Regions from separate parts of the Mus musculus genome. Here region 2 is linked to region 1. Evidence: chromatin contacts called from ENCODE Hi-C or POLR2A ChIA-PET data. All regions are on one chromosome and are shown on one strand. The core of a region is the stretch at or near the end of the contact, and the rest is flanking DNA. Distances in the headings are between cores, read along the strand shown.

Evidence for each region. Hi-C counts contacts between places; a loop is a spot of excess contacts on that map. ChIA-PET counts read pairs that join two places held with the same protein, here RNA polymerase II (POLR2A).
Region 2: a loop to region 1 is called in a map of heart, with 2.9 times the contacts of the local background. The contact joins the enhancer-like site here to the promoter of Pkig in region 1. A Hi-C loop is called at or near these places in 10 of 37 maps with a recorded cell type or tissue (CH12.LX, gastrocnemius, heart and 1 more). POLR2A ChIA-PET finds 5 or more read pairs at or near these places in 2 of 5 experiments (Patski and embryonic stem cell).

The regions. Positions count from the first base shown.
Region 1 is chr2:163,657,065-163,660,038 of GRCm38, forward strand. Pkig (protein kinase inhibitor, gamma) reads left to right here and starts at 1,322. Exons shown (of 4, transcript NM_001039391.2): 1 at 1,322-1,428.
Region 2 is chr2:163,696,529-163,699,508 of GRCm38, forward strand. The region is part of intron 1 of Pkig (protein kinase inhibitor, gamma); the gene reads left to right. Among named protein-coding and RNA genes, the nearest start is that of Gm16316, 5.9 kb to the left of the region's middle. Within about 2 kb of position 1,688, at least 1 of the 3 ENCODE cell types and tissues checked has a DNase peak (open chromatin) inside an H3K27ac peak, as active enhancers do; it is heart, where a contact is called at or near this core.

The DNA of each region.
Region 1 (2,974 bases), core at 72-2,571:
GTGCCTGGTGCCCACAGAGGCCAGAGGACATAAAAATCCCCTGAAACTGGAGCTACAGACAGCTGTTAGGTATCATGCAGTTGCTGGGAATTGAAACAGGGTTTTCTGGGAGTGTGATAGGTCCTCTTAACCACATAGCCCCAAGTTAGTGATATGTTTGTTTGTTTGTTTGTTTGTTTCGAGACCGGGTTTCTCTGTGTAGCCCTGGCTGTCCTGGAAGAAACCACTCTCTCAGTCATTAATGACACTTTCCATTTCCCCTGAGTGGTCTAGCTTGTGTGACAATTTATATGTGACTCTCCTATAATAACTAAGGAACTTAAGGTGTACCAAGAACTCCTTAAATAGCTTAAGAAGCCATTCTGACCTAAAATGCAGGAGAATCCTAGGGGCCTACAGGCCTTCCCTATGTGAGACAAGAAGAGGAAACAGGACATTGCTTCTGTGAGGTAGTCAACCCCTTTGCTCTGGCTTCTGTAAACCTGCTTATGGCTCTGGGACTGGGATGAGGCGGACCCTTTCCCTCTGTACAGTGGGATGAGAAACAACTGAGAGGAGGAAAGCCAGTTCTTCCCCCAGCTGTGGGTTCCACCAAGCATGAGATAACTGTGATGCCCACTGCTGATGTCCATCTTTGTAAACCCTTCCTTTAGCCACTCCTTGGCAAGGCAATCTTTTGATTTGGCTCTAAGGCTGCCATCCAAGGCTGTGATTCTGTTAGTGGTAGCAATCAACTGATTTAATCTGAATTCAGATTTAGTCTAATTCATAGTTTTTCCCCCAAGTGGATACGAGCTCCACACCAGCTAGGAGCACCCTTTGAACTTAGGGTCCCTTATATTTGCAGGATTTCCCCCAGGAAACCTAATTGCTGAATATGAATTAATTATTTCCCATGCTGAAATTAATTCTGGTGTTTAAATTTTCGTGCCCCCCCCCCCAAAAAAAAACAAAAACAAAAAACTTTTACTTTTTTGCCACACCCCTTCGTTTCAGAGATTATGACAGAGGAATTTGTCACTCCACATCAATTTTTCTAGTCTTTATTTTCAGTCAGAGGGCTGGGCTTGTAGCTCAGTAATAGAGCATGTGTACCACCATCAAAAAAGTAATTAAAAAAAAAAAAGCTACATCTGGTGGCATAAACATCCGAGGGACAAGCCCTCACCTAGAGCCTCGATGGCCTCCATGCTCATCTTTCACTGGCCACCTCTCTGGAGAGCTAAGACCCCAGCCTCAGGACCGCTTTCCTTCCTCCGCCCATTGCTCCCAGTCGCGTCCCTTCCCGGCCGCCGTAGAGCAAGCGACGCGGGAGTTCGGCAGTCGCGTCGCCTAGGCAACGGCTCGGCGGCGGGCTGCGGGCGCCAGGCGGCCCCGGGGAGGCGCTCGCGCCGGCGGCCGGGGCTCTACGAGGCGACAAGGCGGCAGGTAAGCGGCGGTAGAGCGGGTGAACGTGACCCGGAGAGGAGCGGTCCGCCGGGCGACCGGCGAGGAACGGGTCGCGGGGACGCCAGGCAAGGACAGAGGGCCGGACCTTTGTCCCTTGGGCCCGCGAGCTGGCGCCTGCGACGCCCTCTGACCCCGGCCGAGTTCGGGTGGGTGCGCTTTCCGCTTTTATTCCTATGTATCTCTGGAGCCTCACTCGAAAGTTTTCCTTTTAAATAGTAATTTTTAAAAAGCTCCTATTTTATGAGGGTTGGTCGCGGAGTAGCTAGGAACTGAAGAGAACGTCTGCGTGTGTCGCTCTTCGTTGGTGGTGGTGGTGGGAGGTCGGCGAGATCGGACTTATTTCTGAGTCAGTTTTCTCACCTGCACAATGGGGATAATAATACCTGTCTTATAAGATGATCAAAACGTGTTTTTATATTTAAAATCCTCACTACATGGGCGCTTTTCTTGTTACTACTACGAGGAGCATCATTGAGTATTTATTGAGAACCAGGGCCTGGGCTGATCGCCAGCGGTTTAAAAAAAAAAAAAAGTGAATGAGACGTCTTGTCCTTAGGGAACTCCACTCCTGCCCGTAGGAAACTGACCTATGGACTGGTTTTTGGTGTAATTTGAGCTATGGTTTTACACGTACAGGAAGCTGAATGCAGTGGAGGCTGTTGTAGACCTTCAGAGGTGATCAGAGAGAGAGGATTACACTAGAAGGTTACTTCCAAAAGGAGGTATGTAGCTTGCCTTTTGTCTTGGCCAGAAGACTAGTCTGGTGTGTGTGCCTAGTGTTAGGAAAACGGTGCCTTGAGGAGACAGCCAAACTTCTAGAGACTCTCCCAAGAATTTCAGGCTGGAAGGGAGTCCAAAAGGTAGCAAGAGTGTCTACTTGATGTTTGAAGGATAAGCCTCGGCTCTTCTTGACAGACTTTTTTTAGGGTCGGAGGTGGCGTTATGGGTAAAGTTTTAGGATGTTTGCTTTTTATTTTTTGTGAACCCTCAAGGGATTTGTTTGTTTTAATACAGGATTTTGTGGCCTACAGTCTGGTCTTGATTAATGCTGCTGTGTAGCTGAGGCTTTGCCTTGAACTCCTGACTCTCATGTCTCTGCTCCTGAGTTTGTGAGCTTGCAGAGGCGTCTAATTAGAAGCGGGTGAGCGTGTGCGCATGCGCTTCCGCGATTCTATGCGCGCCCTTGATCAGAAGTAGACCTCTCACCCTCTTTGGTCTCCTTGCTATTATTTTTTGCTTTGCAGCCAGTTCTTTATGGCGATTCAAAACAAAAAAAAAAACAGATATTGACAATTATCTTAGACCTTTTTTTCATTATTAAAACTACATACTCGCTTTAGCAAGATTAGAGGTTTCGGGGCAGGCGAGATGGCTCAGTGGTTAAGAGCACCGACTGATCTTCTGAAGGTTCTGAGTTCAAATCCCAGCAATCATCTGTAATGAGATACGATGCCCTCTTCTGGTGTGTCTGAAGACAGCTACAGTGTACTTACATATAACAATAAATCTTTAAAAAGAGAGAGAG
Region 2 (2,980 bases), core at 438-2,937, 40 kb after region 1:
TTTCTGAGTAGTTACCTGATGTGGGCACTGGGAATCAAATCTGGTCCTATGGAAGAGGGGACCATGCTCTTAACTGCAGAGCTGTTTCTCCAGCCTGAACAATTCCACTTCCACTTAAAACCTACCACTCTAGTTTTTAGTTTGTCAGGAGAGATGAGCGGAGGAAGGGGGAAGTGCCCCTGTACTTGCCTATGTGCCCTTTCTCTTAACCTAGTGTCCTGGCCACCACTGCACAGAAAAGGGACGTCCACAGCTAGGATGGAGACAAAAGCCAAAGTCAGCTGTGTTCCAGGTCTTGTTAAGTCTTTGTCTTTAAGGCCACCAGAGCCCCTAATCCTCAGGAGGATGTATTGTTTGGAAACTCTTTGAAGTAAGGTCAGGGTTAGAGGGAGTTCTCAGAGGCCCTTGGCATATCTTAAAGCTGCAGACTTCCCCAGTGGCTGTGTAAGGTGAACCTGTAGCTACCCTGTAGCAAGGACAGTGGGAGGCCTAGATATTTTTCTGTGCCTCCCCCCCCCCCCCAGCCTGGTCCCAAGCATTGGTGACTCTGGACAGAAGCCATCCTTCTTTCTAAGGTGGTAATGAGGCCATGCTGCTCTGAAAGGGTGGAGTTTGGGCTGCCGGGTCCCTGCATGGAAACTGGGGTGGAAAGAGGTGGCATGTCTTCTTCATATGCAAGGTGAGGGTGGCTTTAGTTTCTTGTTTGTGCTACCATAGTGCCATTACAAGGCTTTCTTGACGTGTTCCACCCTGGAGGCGAGTTTACAGCATCTTAGGAATAGAGGTGGGCAAAGCTGGGACCACATTCAGATCAATCCCACAGGGTGTTGTGGGGGTAGATGAAATACAGTAAATTAGCACCTATATATTAGTACCAAACTCAGATGGGCATGGCAATTCACACCTGTAGTCCTAGCACTTGATGCTAAGGCAGGAGGATAGCCATGAGTTTCAGGCTATTCTGAACCACAAGCCTATATAGAATGAGTTCCAGGCCAACCTGGGCTGTGAAACCTTGTCACCCAAACAAACAAATAAACAACAAGATAAAAACAAAACACAACACTTGGGAGGCAGAGGCAGGCGAATTTCTGAGTTCGAGGCCAGCCTGGTCTACAGAGTGAGTTCCAGGGCTATACAGAGAAACCCTGTCTCAAAAAAACTAAAAAAAAAAAAACCCAAAAAACAAAAACCACAAGGCCATAAAGGTGGCTTAGAGGGTGAAAGAGCTTGCTGCACACATCTGTCCATCTGAGTTCAGGTCTCAGAATAATGAGGAAGGAGAGAACTGACACGGCAGGGTGTGCTTGTGTGCACACACACACCACCACCACCAGCAACAAGACAACAAAGTAAAATCAAACTGTATGCTCTGGACTGCTGCTGTACCACAGGAGGGAGAGTGCTGGTGTGTGCACTCACAGGGCAGTGTGTCTGTGAGGACCTCAGGAATGCCTCTTGGCTCTACAAGCCAGGCTTCAGGGCTGCTTTCTGTCACCCGGACCCCAAATGTTCAACTTGAAGTTAGCCATCAACACAGAGGCCGAAAGAAGTGGTGCTTCTCTCGCGGGGGGGGGGGGGCGGGGGGGGGCCGAGGGCCCTGGCCTGGCAGCTGCAGGGAGACGCTGCTGAGCACCCCCAGTCTCCTCAGCTGAGGGAGAGGCGCCAGAAGTGATTCCTACAGAGACAGAGGTGGGAACGCTTGGAAACAGTTATTACTCATGGCCCACAGCTGTGCTCACCATCGCCCGGAAATGCTTCAACACTGGCCTGGCTTCCTCTAAAAGGCATGGTTTCTCCGAGCGCTGCACTCAGCTCTGAAGTGCACATTAGAACTTAGCACTCTGTGGAGCCAACATTTCCCAGTGTAAGAGCTTTGTCGATATTCGAAAAAATGACTGCTTCCATTTGGCTCTTTGGACAGGATAAGGACCTTCAGAGCCCCAAAGAAAGGAAGTGTCTGGTAGTTCATGCACACTTATGTCCCAGGCTCTAGGTCAGCTCTGTGTACTTCAGAGATGCAGCCTCTACCATTTGGTAAATTTGTGCTCAGGGCTCCCCTGCTGTTGGGGAGTTTGAATCCACTGGCAAAGACCAAAGACTTAGACTCAATTCAAATTTAGATGAACTGAATTTATTCTTACTGCCAGCAGGATGGCAGCCTTAGAGCCAAAGGGTGCTAAAGGAAGGGTTCATAATGGTGGGCATCACAGTTACCTCCTGCTCATTGGAATCCACAGCTGGGCAAGAAAATTGCTTCATGGCCCTCAGTTCTTCTCAGCTCCATTGTACAGCAGTAAAGAGACCATTTCATCCTGCCCACAGCTAAGGTGGGTTTACAAAAGCCACAGCACGGAGTTAGTTCACAGCAGCAACACCATCTTCAGGCCCCTAGGATCTCTCATGCATCTCAGGACAAAAAGGTCAATGACTACTTAAGGGGTGCCCGGTACAGCCTTAAGTTCCTTAGCCACCATAGGGGAGTCATGTATACATTGTCATACAAACTAAACCACCCCGGGAAAATGGAAAGAAGTGACATTAATGACTGGGATGGAATGGTTTCTCCCTGGGCAAGCAATAACACAGTGCCATCAGGTCGGGCTGGCCGTCACATTCCCACAATATTAAGCACTAACGCAAGGACCATAGACACAGCTTTTGTTGTGTCCTATCCTCCACCCACTTTATTTCTGAGACAGGATCTTATCTAGTCCAGGCTGACTCACACTCACTAAATAGCTGAGGCTTGCCTTTACCATGCGTCTTTCCTCTGCCTCTGTCATGCTATAAATTAGAGGTGTATGATACCAGGCCTGGGTCAAAATTCCACATGATTTCTGGGTTGTTGGTGGTTGTTTTTTTGTTTGTTTGTATTGTTTGTTTTAAACAAAGCATTGATGTTTAAGCCAAGTTCATGTCAGGCAAACACTCCACAGTGGGGTACCTCCCAAGCCCTGTGATCCAGGGAAGACAGCAG